Regions from separate parts of the Mus musculus genome. Here regions 1 and 3 are each linked to region 2. Evidence: chromatin loops called from intact Hi-C (ENCODE). Cell type or tissue: left cerebral cortex. All regions are shown on one strand.

Region 1 (8,000 bases), 240 kb after region 2:
CATCAAGCTCAATGGTAATTAGAGGTGACGAGTATGTTCTTTTGGGAGGCCAAAGCAAAGAAAAATCTTGTAAATTAAATTCTTGCTGAAGGAAAAAAAAAAAAAAAAACCAGGGCTGGAGAGATGGCTCAGTGGTTAAGAGCACCGACTGCTCTTCCGAAGGTCCTGAGTTCAAATCCCAGCAACCACATACATGGTGGCTCACAACCATCTGTAATTCGATCTGATGCCCTCTTCTGGTGTATCTGAAGACAGCTACAGTGTACTTAGATATTAGATATAATAATAAATAAATCAAAAAAAAAACCCCAAAAAAACAAAACCCCTTTTTGGCCCCAATAAATGAGTAGTTCAGACAGGTCACTCTTCAGAGAGAACAAAGTTTTGCTCAATAGCAACTGTCAAAAGGGAGATTTGAAGGAGGCTGTGTGAGTGAGTGAGTGAGTGAGTGAGTGAGTGTGTGTGTGTGTGTGTGTGTGTGTGTTGTGTACCTGTAATTCTAGCTCTCAGGAGACTAACACAGGAAGATGGAGAGTTCAAGGTCAATCTACACTAAATATACAGCAAGTTCTAAGCCAGTCAGGGCCATACAGTGACACTGATTTAAAAAAAAAGAACAAGAAAACAGAAAAGAGATTCTTTCAACAGTATTCTTGACAGAAGATTCCTATCTATTTATATAAACTCAAAAACAAAGACGTAGAACAGTAAATAGGTGCAATCAAACAACAGAGAAAAACAAAAGGTTAAAGGCCAAATAGCTGCCACAAGCCAGTATTAAACATAGGAAAAGGAAGCTGAAACTAAGAGCATAGCTGTCATGGTTACTGAAATCACATGCAGAGGGAAGGGGTGGATGGACTGGGATCAGATCTCTTTTTTTAATAAAGTGTTTTATTTTTATTGAGTTTGTGCAAATATATAAAATTGTAGAAATGCATAGAAGTTACTACAGAGGACAAAACATGATGCAGGAGGTTTTGCGTATTTTCTCTCAATTTTTGTTGTTGTTTAGAAGACTTTAAAAATGCCTACATTACAATGAGTACCTGAACACAATCGGCCATTGCCAGTTAAGCACTGCAGGCTCCTGTTCTGTGGTATGAGTCCTGCTGCCACCAAGTGGCAAAACAGAAAGCATAAATGAGCCCACTGTCAACATGGGCTAAACATATGCCGAGGGACAGGAAACACAAATCCACTCACAATTCCGGGTGACTATTCTCAGGACTTTTCACCATAGGACATGGACACTGGCCCTGTGCTCCATGGTCCCCATTCTTTCAAACCTATTTCCTTATCTGCTGACTCTTCATGACTCAAAAAGACAGAGTGATGGGGTTAAAAATGCTCATCTCTCACCAGTACGTTTCTACTTTCTAAACACCATGTGTTTCTTCATTCCGGAAGGAGGCAACTGAAAGCAGCTGTTTGAGTGGGGAAGCTCCGTGTCCTGCACCCCTACCCCTTTCCTAAGTCTACATTTACATTGGTTTGTTAGTCTCCCTTTGGGACCACAAAGAGAAAAAACTTATTGGCTAAGATTTAGTGCAACTTTCTGGGACATTCTATGGGCTACTTTTGCCAACAGTATGCATGTTTAATTATCCTGACCTTCCCTCGTAAGTTTGCCTCGCAAACTAAGTTACTGAATTGTATTAATCTTAGGCTAAAAGGCTGTGTGATCAACAAACCAGCACGAGTGACAGTGTACGTCTGTCAAATTATTCTCATACTGGGCTGCTGAGACTGAGAATACGGGAGGATATCAAAGTAAGGGCGACGGGAGGTAGTTTGTGATCCTCCTCATTTTATACTATATTAGCTACACTGTACAACTGATCTGGTTATTGTTATAAATAAAATAAAGCCAGTTTACCCCGTCCGACTAAAAGATACTGCGAATAAAAGAATGTTACTAAGGTAACTAAGGAACTAAATGAACTACTACTTATCTCACACATTAAGTATTATAGGAATTGACTACTTAGCACACCTTTCTTTGGGCAGAATGGAGAGCTAATCAACCATCTGTCTGCTTCCTATCTAAAAACTTGGAGAATATAGTACATTTCAAATGTCAGTTAACTTCATGTGAGGTTTCACTAGTATTTGTACATTGGCTTTTTTGTATTTTAAAGCTGAAATGGTTGACTACAAAGAGATGCTGCCATCCCTAGGGAAGGCTCTTAGGCACAGCTATAAAGATGAGAGAATGTATCTCAAGACTTCTAAGAGCAAGACTTATTTTAATTACGCTACTTAGCACAGGCTTGTGGAGCAGGCAGCCCGAAATACACTCAAGCTAAGCTGTGATCAGTAAGTTGTGATTACCCACTTCTGATAGATGTAACCTGGCAAGTGGAACAGCTATTATTTACTGTGACATCACACACATAGAACATGGTCAAAATTGTGAAGGCTCCTCCAGCCCGTGTACAGAAATCTCTAAAGTCCTCGGATCAAGGTATGTGAACCAAGTATGATAACAAAATAACCAAAGACAATAACATAACACTGCCATAACTGCAAATGCTGATGGTAAGAATGTCAGCACTCATGAAACTCAGTTATCTCAAAACACTTTTGAATGCTCTGTCATTTTCTTCTCTAAAATAGTAATTCGTTAGTAGCTGTTAATTAGTTTATGAAAAGAGTCAAAATTACATTTATATTCCCGGCTTTACATATACAAGAAGCTAGCTATACTCTGATAAGACAGGAATTTGGCTTTTCTTTTGTTCATTATCTTTAAAGTGTCACATTCTTACAGTAAATGGGAAAAGGAAAAGAGCAAAATGACATGACAGAAGAGAGATGAAATATGGAGAAAAGAGTAAGAAGCAGCCATGAACACACCAGACATTTCTGGTCATTTCAGTCAATTCTTAGAATTTCCCACAATTCATTTTTCTACCACAGTTTTGCTTAGCACACAGTATTTGGTAAATGCACACTAAGAAAACAAGTTGCTTTGAATTAATATTAGAAATAAAGTAGAAAATTGCTTTGTAAAATTCAACAAATATTTAAAAGGGTCCTCCACAAAGCCATTCTAAATTATATATACATTTTTTTTTATTCCTTTCTCTTGCCAACTTTTTTGTTTTGTACATGGTAGCCAAAGCTTTTGGCATTGAGTTATTTTCATTCATAGGTCATGAAAACTTGGGTACTTGCCTTCATTGCTCTCCCTCAAGCACGTACTTGGGGCACTGATGTCCTTTTAGGAGAAGCTGAAAAGCAAGCATAAGAACGAAGTGAAACTTAGCTGGGAGCTCACCTTTTACAGACAGACAAGGAAAGGTTGAATGCACGGGAAATATTAAAATTTTATGTTCTACTAGTAGGAAGGGGTGGAATCATTTTTTTAGTTTTTATCAGCATCTTCTCACTTTTAAAAAGTAAAACAAAAATTGTAATCAAGAAAGAAGATACTTTGTAAACAAATATAAATTAACAACACTGAAAAAAGAAAAAAGCCAAGTGTAATGGTATACGTCTTTCTTTACTCCTAGTAGTCTACAGGCAGAAACTGCCAATTTCTGGCCAATCGAGTCTACGTGGCAAGTCCCAGGTTAGCCAGAGCTACACATGAGTGGGTGGGTGGAGGGTGTCACAGGTTACAAATAACTATTTTAATATGATCATTCTGAATAACAAACAGATACCGTATCAGCTATAGCCTTGAACATGAAAATTTAAAAGATGCATAGAAAAGCACAACTTCATAAACATTTTTTCAAGTACTTTTTGTCACAAACATCTGTAAGCTTTCATTAAAGGCAATTCTAAAGCCAGGCATAGTGGCCTAACACTTATGACTCCAGAACTTATGAAGATCACAAACTGAGCTGGCCTGGGACACCTAGCAAACTCCAGGCCAGCCTGGAGTACACGGGGAGAGCCTATCTCAAAAACTGGGAGTGTAGAGAAAGGAAGGAAAAGGGAAGCTAATTATAAAATCTATTTACTATGTTCAACTGAGATTTGAAATGCATCAAATTGAAAATTCCCTGGAAAACTAGCTTCTAATAGCCATCACTACAGACAATGTATTTAGAGAAGTATCATAGAAATATGTTATGTACTCAACATTATAGAGGCCAAATTCAAATTTACTCTCAGGGAACTCACAGAAAACAAGATGTGTAAAACTGCACAAAGCAATAGATTGAGAGCTAAACAAGAAACAGAAGAGACAGTAAAGCACGAAAACCAGAACCCACATAAAAAGCCAGGTGTTGGGGCTGGAGAGATGGCTCAGAAGTTAAGAGCAGTGTCTGCACACTGCTCTTCCAGAGGCCCTGAGTTCAATTCCCAGAAACCAAATGGTGGCTCATAAGCATTTATAATGAGATCTGGTGCCCTCTTCTGGCCTGCAGATATACATGCAGGTAAAACACTATATATAAAAAATAAATCTATAAAATAAAACAAGAAAACCCAAAGTTATTCCAAAAGAAAAAAAAAAGTTAGGTGTGATACATTTACACTTGTAGTCCCAGCACCATTAGGGAGGTAAAGACAGGTGGATCCCTGAGGCTTGCTAGCCAGGCAAGTTGGTAACAGTGGGAGAGCCTGTCTTAAAAAAAGTGGATGGCACCTAGACTCCTAGCCACTAACCTCCATAGCACATACACCCATCCCCATAGTAACATGAACATGTACGTACATGTGCTCAAGAGTGTACACACACACACACACACACACACACACACACACAGAGGTAGGGAGGGAGGGGGAGTGGAAACTGGAGGGGGAGGGGGAGGGGGAGAGTGAGTTCCAGGACAGAAAGGGCTGTTATACAAAGAAATGCTGTCTTGAAAAACAAAAATATTACAGTCACCATTAGAAATCAGGTCTCAATAAATATTTCTTCCCTGCATCTGTCAAACACTTGCCACAGCAACAGAGAGTGACCAGTACACATGGTAGACAAAATATTTAATATCCAACTCTTATCTTCTTGATCCCTTTGCATAAAGTTCTCAGTAAACATTCTATTATGACTATTGTTTCTTTGTCACAGTTTTATTTACAGTGTTGAAATTCTCCCCTTTCAGTAAAAATTTAAAAATTAGTTTCTTCTACTCCTTGTAGTTTTTCACTCTTTTAATATATGCTTAGTTTAACCTGAATAATCACCTGGCTTAACATGGTTCATACAAGATAAGTAACACAGGAAAAATAAAGTTTACAGTTGTAAACTCCTGGGTTAGGCTGAGGATATTTTAAGGAAATACTTTAAAAAAAAACTAGCATGATCCATTAATCTTTTATGGCCAAAGGAATAGGTATACCACAATCTACTACCAAAGAGATAGAAAACTGCTAATTAATGCTACCATTAAAACTAAATGTGAACAGTATTTTATATACATAAACGATTTCATTCTTGAATGAGGAACGGGTGACTAGTTATTCCATTAGTCCAGCAAGAGATCCACTACACTGGTACAAAATGAAAACAGAATTTAAACATAAAAACCATCAAAACGGGAGAAAGGAAGATTACCGAACAGGTGTGACACATATTAAGTATTAAAGTACCAAATGACAGAAAGTATTAATGAAAAGATTTTGTTACTTACAAAACTCACTTATAAAACAGGACAACACAAAATAAAAAGTAAAAACTACAGAAAAACCACAAAAACAAATTAGGAGAGCTGTACTACCTCACAGCAATATCTAAGTATAGTTTAAAAGTCACTTGCTGGATACCCACTAATGTCATGGAAAAACAAAGGGGGTATTGTTTAGTCCTGTGATGACTACATCCCTAGAACCAGGTTCTGCACAAATCTGAGGCTTCACTAGAACATCACAAACCTCTCCTGACCCTCTACTACCAACATCAATCTAAATACAAATAACAATGGAACACAACTGAGAAAGCTAGACAACAATGGTATTTTGAGAAAAGGCACAAAAAGAAAGGCAGACTCACAGGGAACAAAGATTACTAAGAAAAAAAAAAAGGGAAATCTTTGGTTACCATGGCAACAATGAATGTCAAATTCAGTAGCCCACAGCAGTAGTAAACATAGCCAAACACTAAATAGAATGACACAAATCCCCACTCTAGTAGAGAAATTCCCACAAATAGACATGAAGTTGAGGTCAATATATCCAGTTATTTTCCTCAGTATTTTATTATAAAAAACACATACCTCTTTGAACAAAAATTTAGCAAATATACTAAAGGTAGCAATAAAAACACACCTTGTAAAAACAACACAAGCATCAGGCCCAGACCCATGACCTACATTTTGGAATAGCCAAGGAACATAAAGCAGTGTGAATTCAGCAAAGGCTCCGATGGAAAAGGCAGACAGCATGTGAGAATTTTACAAAGAAATAGAAATCATAAAAAAAAAATGGAAGTGCTATAATTGAAAACACAGTGCCAAAGAACAATGCCTTTTCTTTTTTATTTTGTTGTTTTTGTTTGTTTTTCACGACAAACTTTCTCCTGTGTAGCCCTGGCTATCCTGGACTCACTGGGATTAAAGGCTTTTACACTCACCACCTGGCTAAAGAACAATGCCTTATAGTAGGCACTTAAACATATACTGACACAGTGTACTCCAAATCTTTGGGGGAAAATGAAAACACACCAGAGGCCAGCGGAATTAAAATATAAAAAGGAAAGAAAATGAATTATCTTAACCTCAAAAAACACCCAAGAACCCCATTACACACTTTTTCTTCCGGTGTTGCTTTTACTTGAAAGCAAACACAGGGGCAATTTGTCTATTTGTTTACCTGGATAGTTACCACTGTTCTGCTATGTGCTGTGCTTTCTCTCCCTTTTTTTAACTGCTCTTTTGGCCTTTGGCTTCCTTTCAGTTCTCCATGATGTGCTCATGCCTGTTTTGAGGGACTTATCCTCTGGTGTTTTCACACTTTCTTATCTGTGGTTGGTGCCTTGTAGGTTTTTTTTTAACTTAAAGAATCACATTAGGGCTGTTTATAGCAGCACAATGGTAGCCTATTATAGGAAGACGTACAACTTACCAATAGCTAGCTATACCATTGAATCTCCATGAACTATTGATTCTGTATAAATCATCCTCCTTCCACGGCTCAGTGTTGACAGGTACTCACAACTGTGTGAGTTCAAAAGCAGCCATGCCATGGCATGCCCAGGAGTCAGCACTCTACACTCTCCCCCTACTTTTCTCTGGCTCTTACATTTTTCTCACCCCTTTTCCCACAACATTTTCTGAGCCCTGGAGGTTGTATATAGTTACCACTCATAACTAGGTATTCAACAGTCATTTATTCTCTGTAGGTTAGCCATTTGTGAATCTCTTACCAGCAACTTCTGCAAAAAGCTTTTCTGACCAAAACTGACATCACCACTAGTGTATAGGCACAAATAGTTCTTTAGAAGGCAATCCTGGACTCACTTTAATGTCATAATTTGACAGGCACATTATGTCATTTAGCAAAATAACACTATCTGCTTCCTCATTAGGGCTTAGAATTCACCTCAGCCACAGGATTTTCATCAATTTTACAGTGGCAGAGATATCTCCCAACCATAAAACAGGCATTCAACTGAATCAGAAAGCAGTTTGTTACCCTCACAATAGCCCTGCAACAATGAGCTCATCTTGCAGCCTGACTGGTCAGTATTGTTGTACACACGATACACACTTGAATAAGACTTTCACTGACAATTCTCCATCAATGCATCTTCCAATACTATGAGGGATAGCCAGCAGGAAGGAAGTTTCTGGCCCATTTCCAGCTTATTTGTCCAGAAACCAAGGTACATGGCAAGTCAGGCTTTAAGTTCATGAGTATATATGTGTGTGTGTGTATCAGTGATTTAAGAGAAGAAAAAAAATCAGAGACAAAAAGGGTATAGATAATATGTAAAACATTTCCCGGCGGCAGATACTTCCACAACTTCTCTTTCATCCCCATGGTAAAGGGAAGACACCAGTTTTCCACAGTCTATAATCTTCAAATACTTTTTTGAAATG
Region 2 (8,000 bases):
CTGTGTACCCAGCTTTGTTTGTAATGAATGCAGCTCTTCTATCAATGACAGTCCATAGCTTACTCCACCGGCACCTACATTTATATTACTTACAGCCTTTTTGTTTTTCTTTGTGTGTTTTGGAAACAGGGTCTCAGTATTGGTCCAGGCTGCCCTGGAACTCTGTGTGAACCAGGCTGGTCTCAATCCCACAGCAGTCTCCTCTGTCTTTGCCTCAGAGTGCTGGGATTAAAAGTGTGAGTCACCAGGCCTGGCTGCCCATAGCTTTTTACTCTTGCAAATAGTGGATATCTTCCTTGTGTATGTCCTGACATAGTACAAATTCCAAGAACTGAAATTGCTGGGCCAGAGGCCTTGTCCATAGAAAGATGTTCATATGTTCTAGACTGCCTTTCCTCTAGAATGCTGTTGGTCTGCCTGCCTACATACACCTGGCCTGCAGACTCTGTCTTCTTCTTCCTTGGAGCCATGGAAGCCCTTGCTACTTGTTGCTGCAGGGCTTTTCTGCAGTAGTGTCCACATCAGCTCCTGCTCCTTACTGAGTATTCAAGCAATGGCAGTGAAGTCTGATGGGAATGAACAGTGGGAAAAAAGAGTGTGAGAGATGGGACGTGTGGTGGCAGCTGAGGACAGCCTGCCTGTGTGACTCTCCGTGCTGTCCTTATCTGCTCCGCAGTAGCATCCTAAACCCAAGCACCACATCTGCTAGGAGCCCACTCTTCCTCATCTTGCCAAACAGGCTTTGCTTATTAAAAGGTTTTCTCCCTAGACTGCCATCCTAACCTCAAAAATAAATGCAGTTGCTGCTCCTTGATTCTAGCCAACCAAGAGGAGCCAGAGGGTCTGCTGGGGCTCCTTCTGCCAGAGCCCCAAGAGTCAGTAGCCAAAGTCTCTGTTGGTTGCAGCAGCCTTCCTGCTGATGCAGCAGGCCAGAGCTGCCAAGCATTGGGAAAGGCGATCTGGAGACAAAGGCTGTTTATCTGTCGCCTTGCCTCTAGTCTTCTTGTGGTTTGGGCCTCCAGACCAGGCAAAAAGCCCCATTTTTGCTCTTGGGATTTTTGGTTTCCTTTCGAAATTTGTATCATCTTGTGCAAGAACTGGTGTGTCCGAGCTGCCAAGTAGAGCAGTAAACCTGAGTTGTGCTCCATGATGTCATGCTTGGAATACAGCAGCCAGATAAGGGTGTGCTCAGAGGGGACTGGTTCATTAGTATGCTTTTCAAATCCTCATTCAGGTTGTACCTCTCTGCTGTACGATCAGCTGATCTTGTGCAACGTTTTAATGTTCCCTTGTCATGGAGGAGGTTGGTTGTCACAGGAAGTTCTGTAGTTTGGAGCCCTGGTTTTGGATTCTGGTTCTGTAACCTGATCCAGCTGCATCCTGAACACCGTATCTTCCTCTTTGAGGCCTCATTTCTTTTCTGTGCAATAGGATCATTGGGTTTTGTTTTGGTTTTGTTTTGCCATGTTGCTCACATTAGTCTTGAACTCCAGGGCTGAAGTGATCCCCCCCCCCCCCCCCCCCGAGCAGCCAAGATTCCAGGCTTTGCCACTGTGAAATGGGGTTAATTACACCCGTTTTCAGGTTTTGCCTGCCCAGATTCCTGTTATTATTCCTCCTTATTACAGACAGTCGTGAAATATCAAAAGCCACAAAACAGAGCTAAAGTGGACCAGAGGAGTCTAGAGAAGAGAGCTCATTGTGAGGGCAGAGTAGGTGGGATTTGGGAAGGCGTAAGGAGATGAGGACGCCTGTGTCCAGGAAGATGGGTCCTTTGCCCTTTTCAGAGTGCCACTTCAACCCACAGAAGCCTAGCCTGGCAGAGTCTCAGCTGCTCCTAGTCTCGTGGCCCACTGCCTCCCTACAGTAAGAGGGGAAGTGTATGGTGTGTTACCGCAGGAAAACAAGCCCCTGGGAATAACTGTGCCTTGCTGTCAGAGGTAGATCAGCTTGAAAGGAAAAAGGTTTCTTTTAATTCTGAAGGGGGGCAAAAGAACCAGAAATGTCAAAGATAAAGGCCCCAAATGGAGAAGACAGCACTTCCGGTTTCACATTTGAGAACCATTAGTACAGGGGTACTGGCTGATTGATCTTTACTGCCCAGGAATCCGGCAGGGAGACAAGGGTCCCTGAAGCGTATTGACTGGCCTCAAATCTAGACAGGGCCTTTATTGCTACAGATGCCAGGCCCAGCTCAGCTCTAGCCTGATGTGTATGCATGTGTTCTCTCTCTCTCTCTCTCTCTCTCTCTCTCTCTCTCTCTCTCTCTCTCTCACACACACACACACACACACACACACACACACACACACGACAAGAAGGAACACAGGACCAAGAACATCAGGTCACCTGTTGCTTTAACCTCAGGTTCTTAGTTTGATAGGTCTGTGTCCTCCGACAAGTGAGGTCTGCTCCAGGAGTCTCCCTCTCCTGGGGTGTTCTCAAAGGTAATCACACTTCCTTACACAGGACTCTTTGGACAACTGCAACAGTCTTTATACTCTTAAAAAAGAAGTCACTAGGGAATGCTTGTAGATATTCTCAGCCAGGCATCTTGATCTTTAGCACTAGAGACTGGTCCTCAGAGTTTTCTGGGCTGTCTGGAGCAAACTCCATATCCGTGCTCCTTTCAGACATAGCCTTTGAGAAGAGGCCATCCCAGATCTCTCCCTTCTGGTCAGTGAACTTGTTCCTCTGGCCTGGTGGAGGAACTGCTGGGAGTGACTAGAGCCCCGCTGCTGCCACAGGCTGAGCAGGGCTTCACCCCAGAGACCCACATGGAGTACAGCACAAGGTTTATCTACACAGAGGCCAAGGACAGCTGAGACTCCTTCTCTTGGGGCATGAGGAGAGCTTCCAGGAGGGGCCTGTTAAGAGAGCTTTAAAAAGCCAAGTAGGCATTTTCCATGAGGGGTGGGAGGGTGGGCAGGGTAAATCCTTCCCAGAGAAGATGATATATTAGGGTTATGTAGACCTAGGAAAGAGGAAGGCAAATGACAGCCAAAAGTGTGTGCAGAGAGCTCAGCAGGAGGGGTAGCAGAAAAGAAGGTACCCAGGTGGCCAGGGCGAGGCTGCAAAGATGCTGATTGATGGCAGAAGCTTGAGGTAGGTGTTTCTGGTGATGTCACTGTGAACATCTGGTTGTAATCTGACTCGTTGACTACTCTGAACTATTCTCTTTCTCCCTGAAACCCTGCAGTCCGCTCCAATGTACCAGTACCTCGATAGGAAGATGTTCAAAGAAGCATATCAGATCGCTTGCTTGGGAGTGACAGACGCTGATTGGCGTGAACTGGCCATGGAAGCTCTAGAAGGACTAGAGTTTGAGACGGCAAGGAAGGTATGCACTTAGTAGTGTGAGCCAGAATTTGGTCCTTGAAAGGGTCCCTTGAGGCAGAAGGTGCCAGTAACACCAAAGGGGCAGAAAGTGACTCTAATGGGCTCTGAAGTCTCCTCAGTCTCCCCTTTCACAGTGGTGGTAACTACCCTCCCGGGGTTGTTTTTCTGGAGGGTTCTGGCAGACAAGGACCTGTTCTCAGGAAGCTGGGAAGATCTAAGCAGATAATGCCAGTAAAACATCTGGTTGATTCTGGCTGCCAGTCTTGGTAGTAATCATTTATGTAAAGAACCTAGATAAAGCCTGCTCATGGCAGCCATTTATTAATGAGGTAGCTCAGGCTGGCTTAAGCGCCAGCCATTTATCACACCACCATTGTTCTTAGCACTGGCTTAGTGCAGAGGAGATGGTCAGGCTCTCTGATTCCCACAGCAGTGTGGCAGTGTCCCCATACCCTCTTGACATGATTCACAGTGCTACTTTTAGTTTAGCCAAAAAAAGCTAAGGAAATGGTCAAAAATATTTAACCTTTCCTAGACTTATGAGTGCCCATCTGATAGATCAAGGGAGAAGAGTGAATGGCTTCCAGCCTCTCCTGTCCTCTTTCCCTGCTTTCTCTCCCATAGCCAAGTGGAGAGTCTCCTCTTGCCCAGGCTACTGATACTGAAGTACCTGCAGACATATGTGGTACCTGCCTCTTGTTAACAACAGAGCACACTTCAGAGCTGGGCTTTTTCCCAGCCTGTTCTCTCAGCCTGACTTCTCTATCCCTGCTTCTAAAATGCATAGCACTCTTCCTCTATTCTGTACTCACCTTGAGGCCTCCCCAGGCCTGGTAAAGGAGTTTGGAATAGCTGTGCAAATGCCAACCATATCACACAGAGTTGGAGGTGTCGCTGCTCAGTGGTAGAGCACTGGCTAGCATGCACAAGGCCCTGTCTCAATACACAGTGCATGAAGAAAAGTCAAGCTACCCAATAATTACCTACATATTTTTAGATCAGATAAGCATTGGGAAGTATTAGACTAGGGCTTTAGGAATTCAGGAGGGGGGAAGTTCCTTCTCCTGCCCCACCTAGAAATGCAAGCCTGTAAAGAATACCAATAGGTTTTCAGGGTGTCTTCGGGCTATAGCTAGAAATAAAGTTATATTCTCTAGTCAGTTACCCTTCACATCTAGAGCCTAAGAGCCAGCTCGTATTATTACTGCCCTGCTATAGAGCATGCGGCCAGATAAAGGGAACTGGAGCTGGGATATATCCTTCTCTTCATTTCATACCCCACCTCGCATCCCAGAACACTCAAGAATAGACACGAGCATATCAGATCGCTGGGTTCTTTGTTAAAATGGTATTTCTTTAGTCATTTTACTTGACAAATGAAAATTGTGTGTATATTTCTTGTGGGTAGCATGATATTTTGAAAAGTCGTAGAGCTTTGAGCATAGACTTTGACTGATGTTTTGTTTTAATCCTGAATCCTTGGCTTTTCTCTCCCCTGGGTGTCAGTCGGTTTTTCAGGACTCAGACTTGTGGAAGGAGGGGCCTGGCCTAGAAGGGTGCTCCCACTAGATGGCACAGGAGAGCTGCTTAGCTGCCAGCTCATCTGTTCCCTGCTCCCCACTTCCCTCTGTGGAAGTTACTCACAGTCTTGTGACTGACCACTCCGAATAGCACCCTGACTCTGCGGTATATCAAGGCTGAAGGATGCTAGTGACAGACTTATCAAATTCAGAAATCCAGTGCTCAGAACCAGACAGGCCCTTGAAGAGGTGTCACTTGCTTGCCTGACCACAAAGAAGGCTGCTGGATCCCATCCATAGGAAGGAAATAGCTCAAGGTCCTGTTGGGCTGAGACCAGAGTCTTTTTTTCCTACTCTGCCCATTACCAGGGACCTGCATCCATACATGGTTTAAAAAACACAAATCAGAAGGGCAGATTTTACTTTTGTCCACACTGCCTGACTGACCAGTTCCTCGCGGATACTGGGTACTGTGCAATGTGCTCGTCACCCCAGCTCTTCAGCAGAAATTCAAGGCCAGCCTAGGTAACATAGTCAGTCCCTGTTTCAGAAAGAAAGCCACTTGCCAGGCCTCTCCTGGGCAGTGCTTGCCTAATCCTGCCGTCTGCCACTGCTCATGCTCAGACAGGAAGAGTCGTCCCTAGGGAATCTGCCTCGTACTTGTGCGGTTGGCTCAGGGAGATTTAGCTCTCTGTTTAATTGGCCAAACTTCCCATTTCCAATGTGAACCCATGAACTAGGGAAGGGGACAGAGGCCAAGTGAAATTCCTGTGTCCCCGGCCTTTGAATAGATCCTGGCCCTGTAGAGTAGAAAGATGAAATCACCCTGTGGCCATCTGTGAGGCAGCCGGAAACGGGATGACATGATCATTTTCCCCCATTCTTCTAGCATAGAGGGTGCCTAGCAGTGGCCAAGGGCAGTTGTGCATCCTAAACCATGATGGCTCAGAAGCTGCTGCTCTGGGCATGTGTCAGTCCATTCCACATGGACAACACAGAAAGCACAGCTGGGTATAGATGTTGCCATCAGAGCACACAGAGGTTCAGTTCCCTTAAGTCTCTCATGGTACCCGAGAGCAGCAAAAAGCATTTCACTGGCACCAGTCTGCCGGACCCTCACAACCTTCTAGAAATCCATACATCAGAAGTTTGTACCCCTACTGGAGTGCAAGCAGGGGATGCGCATTCAGGATTAACATGCAAGTCTACTTTCTAGAGACCAGGAGATTATCCCCTACCGTCCTCTTTCAGAACTGCTCTTTCCCGAGCCTTTTCCTCCTCTCCCTGTGTGCCCTGTGAGTGAGCAGAGCTGTCTACTGCTTCCCATCCAAATCACAGGGAGAAGCGTGCAGGCTCTTGTCTCTGTGTCTTGCCTGCTCTGCAGATGCCATTGACTGGAATCAGCACGGCTTGCCTTTCCCTTATGAGCAGTATCTGGCAAGGGGTTCCACTGTAGACTGTAGGATCATAGTTCTGTTTTACTTAATCCCAAAATGATTGATGCTCCCAGGACTTCTTTACAGTTCTTTGTAAGGACTAATCCTTGAGATGAAGGCAGGATGAGCCTCTCTGGGTGGCACACCTCCCAAGCACACAATGATGACTCGAGCTTCCCTCCTCTGCTTGCTGGCTCTCTTTCTAGAGCTTGGTGTATCCCACCCCCATCAGCCTGTGGAGAACAAGAAGGCAGCTGACTCTATTCTTATTCCTTTCCCATAGGCCTTCACCAGAGTCCAGGACCTTCGATACCTAGAACTGATCAGCAGTATTGAGGTAACTGATGAAAGCATTTTCTGTCACAGGATGCAATGGCCTGTAATACTGAGGACACGAGGACAAAGGCCCTGTAGTCTGTTCTGGGGATAGAGTGGCCCAAGAGGCAACACCCGATTAACCACTTGGTAGTTGAATAAGGCGGAAGGTTTGGGTCTCTCTAAGCTCTGGTTCCTTGTCCTAAGATGGGATCTATACGCTAGGCAACAGTGATACTCACCTTTCATTCAAGCACTCAGGAGGCAGAGGCAGGTGGATCTCTGAGTTCAAGGCCAGCCTGGTCTACAGAGTGAGTTCCAGGACAGCCAGGCTACACAGAGAAACCTTGTCTCAAAAATCCAAGATGGGGGTCTATCCTGTGGTACTGCTGTAAGACAGTCAGACTCTTAGAACCTGGTATACCCCTCTGGAATGAGTAGCTGTTGCCATCCTCCTGACAGTGAATAAAGCATTTCCCAAATGTTCCCAGCATGGCCTACTAAGGCATCCTCCTGCCCAGAAGGCCTGCGGTAGGCTAAAGAATCTGGTCTGACTGCACCATTTATGGGTGATGGAAGACACTATTTTTAATTTCTGTGTATCTCGGTGCTGTCTGACTGTCTGTAAAAAAGGCATACATATTTCTTTCTCTTGAACAGATTTATTGTGAGGCTAAGGGAATGTGAGACACATTGGAGCTCCCAGATGGAAGCAGTGAAGAAATTGCAAATGTCTTGCCCCTCTAACTCAGTTTAGCAGAGTAAACGCTTATCGTGGGCCTCAGCCCTGTGTGGGGTGGGGGAGGAGAGGGGGTAGCAAGCGGAGCTGAGCTAGGGCAGACTACAATATGGTAGCTATTGTTCATTGAGTCTGTTCATGTGCAACCAAAGTATGAGCGACACATACAAGGTCCTTAGTGTGGTGAGCCAGGTGGTGGTGTCAGCCCTGTCCAGTGGGGGAGAGAGGAGAGGCAGGAGAGGATAGGCTGCATCTTCATGTTCAAAACCCCAGGGGAACTCAGACGCTTCCCTTGCTCTCCCTAAGCTTTGGCACGTTTGCCCTGTGAGCCCTCCCTGTCCCTTCTCCCCACACAGGTGGGCAAGGGCTGCTTGGCTGTCATTGCCTCATGCTGCTGGCTCTCAGGGACGATGCTCACCAGGGCTTGGTGTTAGCCATTGAGGTCTTCATCCAGATTTACAGAACATCACTTTTCCCTGCACAGAAGTAACTGGCCAGAGAGGACACTGACTTCCCATTTGTATGTCTTAGTTCAAAAGGTCCACTTTTGCTTATGATCTGTGAGCTGAGAATTGTGCTTAAGGAACTGTCTCTGAGGACAAGCAGAGAACACTCAATTGATCTCTTATGACTGTCCTGAGGCCTCAGCTT
Region 3 (8,000 bases), 83 kb after region 2:
GTGTTCACTGAGTCCTGGGGGCCCAGCTGAGGCTCTGTATCCCATCCCAAGCATGGCACATAGAAATCAATTAAAAATGAAAAAGCAACGACCCCATCTCTAGCTATCTCTAGTCACTTTGTTGAAGGACCTCAGCGGCCTGCTTCTGTGGAATAGAATCCTTGGCTCGACGTTAGAGCTAAAGGACGCGGTGCCTGTGAAGTACCCTGAGGCACAGGGTAAACAGCAGGTGCCTAATGACTGCAGTTTTGTGGGTAGAAGCGGGAGAGGGCTCTGACCACAGTCCTGCTCTGTCTCATTCCTCCTCAATGGATGGAGAGCCCGGAGTCCAGAGGAGATAAGCTATGTCCTTAGGTCACACAGCGAGTAGTAACAGTTAAAAGCAGAAGCTACACATCTGGCCACCAAAGCTGAGCCCGGGTGGGTCAAGGCTGAGTAACCGGGGCCCTGCCTTCTCCCTGGTCACCACAGGTGGTTCTAGGCCTGTGAGGCCCAAGCCCCAACCCCATCCCACCCAGGCAGCTGCCAAAGGGAATTAGATTATGGACTCTGAATCAATTAGGCTGGGCCTGGCTGCAAGTCTGACAGAGAGGTGGAGAGGCGGCGAGCAGGGGTGTCCAGTCGGCTCTCAGGTAGGAAAAGCAGCTCCTTGCCCTCCCTTAGCTCTGGAACTTGCAAGGCCTCATGGTTAATCCAGAAAGTGGACCCCTGAAGGGGTGGCCAGCAGCTCTGTTGTCTCCCAACAACTGCAGCCAGTAGAGAAACAGAGGCCCAGGGGGAGCCTGTGCACTGCAAAGGTCAAGATGCGGCAGGGCAGGCAGCAGGCCCCAGGCTAGGAGATGCTGAAAGCAGACAATGTGCAGACATCGCTCAGGTCAGTTCCTCCCTCCTTGACAGGCCGCTGTGGAGGCCCAGAGGGAAAACTGAAGAAAGCAGGGGGACTCTGGCCCTCTGTGGCCCTTCCCAGGGAGCTCCCGTGGAGCACCCTTACCTTGAGGAGCCTCCCTGTGGCGGTGCCCAGAAAGACGGCCGTGTAGTTGTTGGCACTGGCCACAGCCACGGCCGTGAGCCCTGGAGCACGGAACACGGGCGATGCCCTCAGCGGCTGCAGGATGGTCAGTGGGTGCTGCAGGTGGGCCGCTCCGCAATCCAGTTGCTCCGGCTGCAGCTGTGAAGACAGGCAGGTTAGACTCAGCTCTGGAACCTTCTCTGGCTCCCTGCTTGTTCACACAGGCAGACCCCAGCTCTCAGACCCTGCTTGACACAAACAGAGGCCCGGTTAAATAGATCCCCAGATGCTACCCAGGTCTAGCCTTGACCTTGGGTGACACAGCTACTCGTAGGAGATGGCTGGTGTTTAAGATATGTGGGGAATAGACTGGGGGTGGGGAAGGGAGGGAGGGAGGCAAGACAAGCTGGCAAGACTGGTCTTAAACTGGACCTTTTAAGTGACCAAAGGTACAGGGGTACATTACTTGCAGTCCCAGACACTGGGGAAGCTGAGGCAGGAGACTTCCCTGACCCTGGGAATTTCAGCCCAGCCTGAGCATTACGGCACAGCCACATACCTGGCCACAGCATTCCTCCTGGCCACACACAGCAGAGAGGCCAGAAGAGCCCATATCTGGTCACTGAGGTCATCCTTGCCTTAGTTCACTACTGAAGTGACACCCAAGAGGCGTCCCTTCCATCTCCACTGTGTTTCCCCCACAGTTCTAGCATCTCTTCCCATTCCCTAGGTTTCTTGGGACAATTTTGGAGTAGGCCAGCCCGCCCGCCCCGCCCCCCCCCCCCACACACACACAGCTATGGATTGGGGCTGAAGTGCCCTGGTCTAAAACCCATGGGTAAATTGTGTCCTTGAGGGTTGCTATGGCTGACCCTGGCATGTTACTTTGCTTTTCTGAGCCTCACTTTACTCAGCTATAAAATGGGCGTGTGCACATACTTCCCCTTTGGGAGTTGAGACAAGATCAGTGGTGGACTGAGTTTGCAGAGGTCAAGGTCTTCAGCTGGTGCTGGGTCAGACTTAAGCAGGTACCACTGGCTGTCAGCTATGACTGGTGCTAATCCAATAACGGAATGGATGTGAAGGCTGTGGAATGGCTCAGTCTGTAAAGTATTTGCTACACAAGCGTGATGACACAGAGTTTGAAAGCCAGATACAGTGTTGCACTCGTGGGATCCCAGTGCTGCAGGGGCAGACAGGTGGTTCCCTGGGAACTACTAGCCAACCATCATGGATGTTTGGTGAGTTCCAAGCTAGTGAGAGAGAAGACCCGGGTGGGTAGAGAGATTGGGAGGATCTGGGAGGAATGTGGGAGGGGAAAGAATAGGATCAAAATATTTTGTATGAAATTAACTTAAATAAAAAAATTAAAAATAAAAACCAAAAATTGAAAGAAAAAAAAAAGAAAGGTGAATGGGATGGGGGGGTGGCTAATGAGATGGTGCAGGGGTACGGGTGGGTGCTTGTCACACAGGCCTAATGACCTGAGTGTGTCACCTCTTAACCCCAGGACTCTTATGGAGAGATGGTAGACAGAGACAGGAGACTCATCCCAACTTCACATGAGCAACAAGAAAGCCACTTCCTCAAAGTAGAACTCCAGACCAGACTCCTGAAAGTTGTCCTCTGACCCCCAGACACACGCTCCTACATGGGTGGAGTCTGAGATGCTGGGATAAGTTCGATGGCAGAATATTTGCCCTGCACACAGAAGCTGCCTACTCTGAAGCTTGTGGCCACCTCAAGGGGGCTTCTCTGACCCCAGCCCTCAGCTCAGCTCTCTCAGGTCTTCATGCCACCATCTAACCTGTATCTGTGCCTCACACGCCGGTCCTGCCTCAGGGCCACTGTCTCTGCTCCTGTCCCTGTCTATCAGGTTCCTGCACAGCAGCGCCTGACAGGAACACATCCCAAGGCCTCTGGGGAATGTCAGAAAACACAAGGACCAAATCCTATATACTCAGTTTGGTCCCATAGTCTCTCCCAATGAGAGTTTATCAGTCGTCTCTGTAAGGGAGGCAATAGTGGGACAATCGAGGAACACTGCAATGGAGCACAGTAAGTGTGGGCTCTGGCTCACAATCTTGCACCACAGACCTCGGCAGCAAGAATTTCCACCCCTTCTCCCAAGGCAGGCACGTCATGGCTTTCCGAGATGTATCAAATTGCCACCACCGTACATTTGCACTTTAAGAAAAGTAAGGACCATGCAAACCAAGCTCTGGCATTTGGGGACAGGCTATCAGGAACCATGACTACTAAGCAGCTACCAGGTGGGTAGCTTAGGCAGGGTGGAAACGCTGGACAGAGCCCAGACTCAGAGGCAGGGTAGGGATGGACAACACAAGACTTCTCCGTGGTACTCAGCACAGCAAGCAATTTCAAGATCATGAATTGTTTATTTCTGGAATTTTCCATTAATACCCTTAGACCTTGGCTGACCGAGAGTAAGTGAGACTGCAAACAGAGTCACTGTGCACTCTGACTCCTGACCTGAGCGAGCTTCAGCCCCAACCCACTTGCCTTTGTCCTGGACTTACGTGAGCTGAGATGACCCCCAGGCTGGGGCTCCTCCCCAGCTGTCCCGGAGCAGCACAAGGGCTACAGCTGTCCTGTCCCACTGAGACCATGGTCTCCCACAACTTACATAACTTTCGCTGAATACAGATTACTTACTTTTGTCATTAAATAAGTTGCTTTTTAAATTAAAATATTGTAAATCCCTGTGGTGGGAGATGAGCTCCGAGAGACCCCCAGAGTCGGCTCTGGGTGCTTCGCTGAGCCCTGCCTGGCTGTCCAGCCAGAGTGTGGGTCCTGGGAAAGGCAGAGCCATTGCTGGGCTGGGAGTGATTTGTGGGCCGCCATGAGAGGGGAGGCTGTGGAAAGGCTGGGAACTGACTCCCGCAGCCTGCCCTGACGTTCACAAGCCATTAATTCTGTGCCGAAGGAATTTTCGAAAAAGCCTTTCCCCCAACCTTTTTTTTTCTCTCTTTCTCTTATCCTAAAAATAAAATCTAAAAAAAAAAAAAGCTTTTTTTTTTTTTTTTTAAAGGAGAAGTGAGCAACAGGGGCTGGAATGATCTATGTGGAGGGAAGCTGCCTGCCTGGGCCAGAAACCCTCAGACTACAAGTGGCTCCTGCAGGAGTAGGGCTGGGACACCCACAGAGGCCCTGAGGGTGGCCTTGCAGAACTTGGTGATCAGGGCCATGGGCCCCACAGCCTGGAATTTCTCCCCTAGCACCTCATTCACTGAAGTGGCCCACACAACCCCAGCCTATTCCTAGCTCAATGGGACAGAGCAGGCCACCGTCCCCATGACACCGTCCCCATGACACAGCTGCAGTGTCCTCGCTGTGTGCAGAGGGATTTCACCCCACCGAATGCTCAGGGCTCCCCTCCATTCTGCCCATTACCCACACTTAAGGCCAACCACTCCATTTCTCCGCAGTTCTTGAAACATCCCACCCATGTCCCACAGCCCGCTACTGGCCCTGCCCTTAGCAGCCAGTGTCTGGGCCCTTAGGCCCAGCTCCACCATGCCTCCTCTCCAGGTAACCCAGCCTGCAAGGCTCTAGTCAATCAATATGAGACTCTTAAAAAGACAAGCCCAGGGAGGAGAAGATGGCTCTGTTGGACAAGAGCTTGCTCTGAAGGCATAAGGACCTGAGATTAATCCCCAGAAACCATGATTAAAGCAAACAAAAAACAATTGTGTTTGGTGGCAGAGGCTTGGACTCCCAGAACTCAGGAGGTAGGGGGGTGGGGGGTGGGCGGGGGGGGGCGGTGGCAGGCAGATCCTTGCAGCTCACTGGCCAGCGAGCCTGGCCCACTTTGGAAAGCCCGTGAGGACGACACCCAAGGTTCTCTGTCCTCCACATGCATGTGAACATCCATCCCATAGGTGTGTGCAGACACATTCTCATTCTGTGTGTGTGTGTGTGTGTGTGTGTGTGTGTGTGTGTGTGTGTGTGACAATACTGTAACGGCCAGCACTTCTCTTTATTCGGGTGTATTAGGCGCATGACAGGTCCCTCTGGAGAGCTCATGAGTGAATACTTACTAAAGAAGGGAAATTAATTTTGACTAAGGTGTAAACATCCCATCCAGCCGCTTCCTTTCTAAGCAGTGATGAAAGGCAATTCAGCCATGGCGAGCCGGCAAAGCAAGGGAGGTTCATGGCCTGCCTATTGTGTGGGTAGCACAGGGCAGGCAGGTGTTTGGGGCAGCACGAAATCTAGCAGCTAGCTCTGTTTCCTGTAAGAGCCTCAGTTTGTCCCTCTCTGAAATGGAGTAGGTAATGGCCACTGATTTCAGCTCTTCCTTGAGAGCATGCAGCCCCTCCCTGTTGAGCCAGCTGCCTCCTGGGGCCAAGCTCAGTGCTGCCCACTCTCCATTAAAGGGCTGCCCTATTGATTTCACTCCTTCAGTAATTGCAGCTGAATACAGCTCTTCTCTCCCAGGAAGCCAGCTCCAGGAGGGCTTACAGTATGCCCGCCATAGCCTTCCCACAGACCCTGCCAGACCTCTACAGCTCCGCAGCAGGCACTCAGAGGAGGATGAGACACGGCAGCCGTAGTCTCCAGGTTCCATCCCAGGTGCCTACTACTGTGCAGCTGTCCCTGGCCTAGGGACACCTTCCTGTCTGAGGCCCAGAACGGAAGGCTCACAACTGCTCAGAAGTGTCACATAGCTGACTGTGGGATGACAGAGGCGACTGAGATGTCCAGACTCCCCTCTTAACGACCCTGACAGCAGCCAATGGGAGGGTTTCTCCTCTACTGCTCTGTTAGACAGGGGCTCTGTGAGAGCCACACCCCATCCCACTGGGAGCCTCTGCAGCTTAGCTGAGGGTCGGAGGGGGCCCAATACTGTGTGGTATTGTGGTAGTGTGGAATGCTAGCAAAGAGGACTTGGGGAGAGGGACACAGGGAAAGATTACCCTTCCAGCCTTCATAACTTACAGTCCTGTAAGTTGAAAGTCATTCAAATATGATGCTTATTAAAACACATTCGCACACAGCTGCAGAGCAGACCATGACCTCTCTGCAGTTCAACAGCATTCCGTCAGTATGAACATAAGCCATCAAGGGCTCGCTCAAAGCGACCCTGACCTGTGGCTGGTCTGAGATCTGTGTTCTGGGCAACTCCTCCCTCATCTCTGCCCCACGCGGAGTCACACCTCCTAGACTCCCAAGCCCTGATCTCTGCAGAAGGATAAGGACAGGGATCCAGGCTGGATGGGGCAGGGTTCTCCTGAGGACGTGGGGGTGGCAGGCCCAGGAGAAAGGGCGACCTCGGCAGGCAGCAGCTTCCTGCAGAGCCCAGCCGCTTGGGGCTCTCTGCCCTTGGCATTAATATTTGTCTCAGGAATAAAAGAAATTGTCTGGAGCCTGCACAGATATGAGATCAGAAGCAGAACTTCACCTCTAAGAAATCCAGCCTTAAAGCCCCACTCCCAGCTTCAGCACAGGCTGCCCTTTGGGACATGGCAGCTCCACGGACGCAATGTCTCACTTGAGGGTAAACCGAGGCACAAAGATTCCTTAAAACCTACTATGTATTAGCTCTGGCCAGGGGACGAGATGACAGCCTCAGTTCTGGAAGGTTCTCTCGGAGGAAACTGTTCCTGCCCAGGAGCCCATGCACCTCCCAAGGCCATCACGATACCTCCAGGAGCTGCCTAGCACAGAGGCAGGCAGGGCCTTCCTTAAGACACACAACACAGCCCAGCCCTTGGCTGGCTTCCTTATCTGTGAGGCTGGGACGGTAACAGCACCAGCCACACAGGACTACTAGAGGTGCTAAGCTCACAGCTGCTCAGTAAATGTTCCCAGGTGGCTTTGGGGGCATCGGCAGAGTCAGGGTGCCCAAGAATGGAGAAGCCCTGCCAGCTGACCGCTGGGTACCAACAGCAGCCAGGTGTCTGCGTGAGTTTCTTAGCATCCTGCACAGTCCGGGTTTGGTGGCCTGAGCGGCTGCTGCCTGGACCCCGCAGAGCTTACTCAGACGGTGGTTGTTTGGCTAGCTGACCACAGCCAGCCAGGCACCCAGCTCCCCCTTCTCCAGGCTGTTTCTCATTCCCTGGCCTGGCCCAGTCCCCAGCATCCTCCCCGCCCCCCCCCAACTTGTCCCCCAGGAACACAGTGTGGTGTAGTATAAGCAGCACTGTGTTTCTCCCCAGCCCAAGGCCCTGCCCCCCAGCTAGCTCCAGTAGGCAGGCCTCCTCCAGCAAGATGGCTTTCTGCTTCTTCCTCACTGCAGGGGACCAGCTGTGTCTCCGGAGCTGGCCACTACCGGTCCCTTGAGGGCTAGGAACAGCCTGAGTCTCACACCTCCTCTACAGCGCAGCCTTCCTCCTCTCTGGCCTTCTGTAGTCCCCAGTCCCTTGGGTACTGACACACTTGGGGCTTCCGAGGCTCCAGGCAGGTCAGCTGGTTCTGCAGTCTGTGGCTCCCAACGGCTGCCACCATCACAGCCACTTGGTGCTAGCAAGCCCTCAAAAGCCAGGTGGAGAAACTGAGGCCTGCTGCATCATAACACAGCAGGCAAACAGGGCTGAGATGACCCATTCGGGCAGCTAGCCAGCGCCCAGCATGGCTCCAGCCCGAGGCTTCCACTCAAGGTTACTACCTGCAGTTCTGTTATTTACTGATTGAGCCTAAAGTGCTGCTGTGATCGGCCCTCTGGGGCTGCACAGGCCTTGGACTAGAGCCGCAGGCTTCCTTCCTCCATCCATCCTCCATCTTATGTGATTTATGGGGTTTGGAGCTGAGGACAGTGCATTGGGAGAGCAAAGGCCTGGCTGCCTGGGAGCTTGGTGACATCACGTGTCAGCACCAGAGGAAGCTACTTCAGTGGGGCCACCAGATGCCCACCTGGGTGGCCCCAACATGGACTTTGACAAGAGGAAGCTATGTTCTGGGGTAGCTTGGTTCCTGTTCTGGCACTCCGAGACACTCTTGGGGCTGTCCCCACTCAGGGACAGCTGGT

What was found. Peaks named below come from ENCODE experiments on the same cell type or tissue, not always from the same donor. Only the 100,000 strongest peaks of a DNase experiment are listed, where the experiment ranks them.
Region 1: it touches region 2 in a loop (4-fold over the local background); 25 of 42 quality-filtered maps call a loop at or near these places.
Region 3: it touches region 2 in a loop (3-fold over the local background); 15 of 42 quality-filtered maps call a loop at or near these places.

What each region holds. Positions count from the first base shown.
Region 1 is chr6:116,135,015-116,143,014 of GRCm38, forward strand. It overlaps Tmcc1 (transmembrane and coiled coil domains 1), which reads right to left. Exons shown (of 6, transcript NM_177412.1): 2 at 3,181-3,236. Among named protein-coding and RNA genes, the nearest start is that of Tmcc1, 54 kb to the right of the region's middle. In left cerebral cortex, CTCF peaks have their summits at 234 (motif pointing left), 1,126 (motif pointing left) and 4,380 (motif pointing left); DNase peaks (open chromatin) are centred at 1,112, 4,361 and 7,642; H3K27ac peaks cover 947 bases.
Region 2 is chr6:115,896,280-115,904,279 of GRCm38, forward strand. It overlaps Ift122 (intraflagellar transport 122), which reads left to right. Exons shown (of 29, transcript NM_001167763.1): 15 at 3,200-3,340; 16 at 6,579-6,632. Among named protein-coding and RNA genes, the nearest start is that of Rho, 32 kb to the right of the region's middle. In left cerebral cortex, CTCF peaks have their summits at 4,907 (motif pointing right) and 6,082; DNase peaks (open chromatin) are centred at 906, 4,928, 5,445, 6,448 and 1 more place; H3K27ac peaks cover 3,955 bases.
Region 3 is chr6:115,979,587-115,987,586 of GRCm38, forward strand. Plxnd1 (plexin D1) reads right to left here. Exons shown (of 36, transcript NM_026376.3): 2 at 992-1,168. Among named protein-coding and RNA genes, the nearest start is that of Plxnd1, 11 kb to the right of the region's middle. In left cerebral cortex, no CTCF peak of the experiment used is centred here; DNase peaks (open chromatin) are centred at 3,254, 4,049, 7,147, 7,505 and 1 more place; H3K4me3 peaks cover 457 bases; H3K27ac peaks cover 3,506 bases.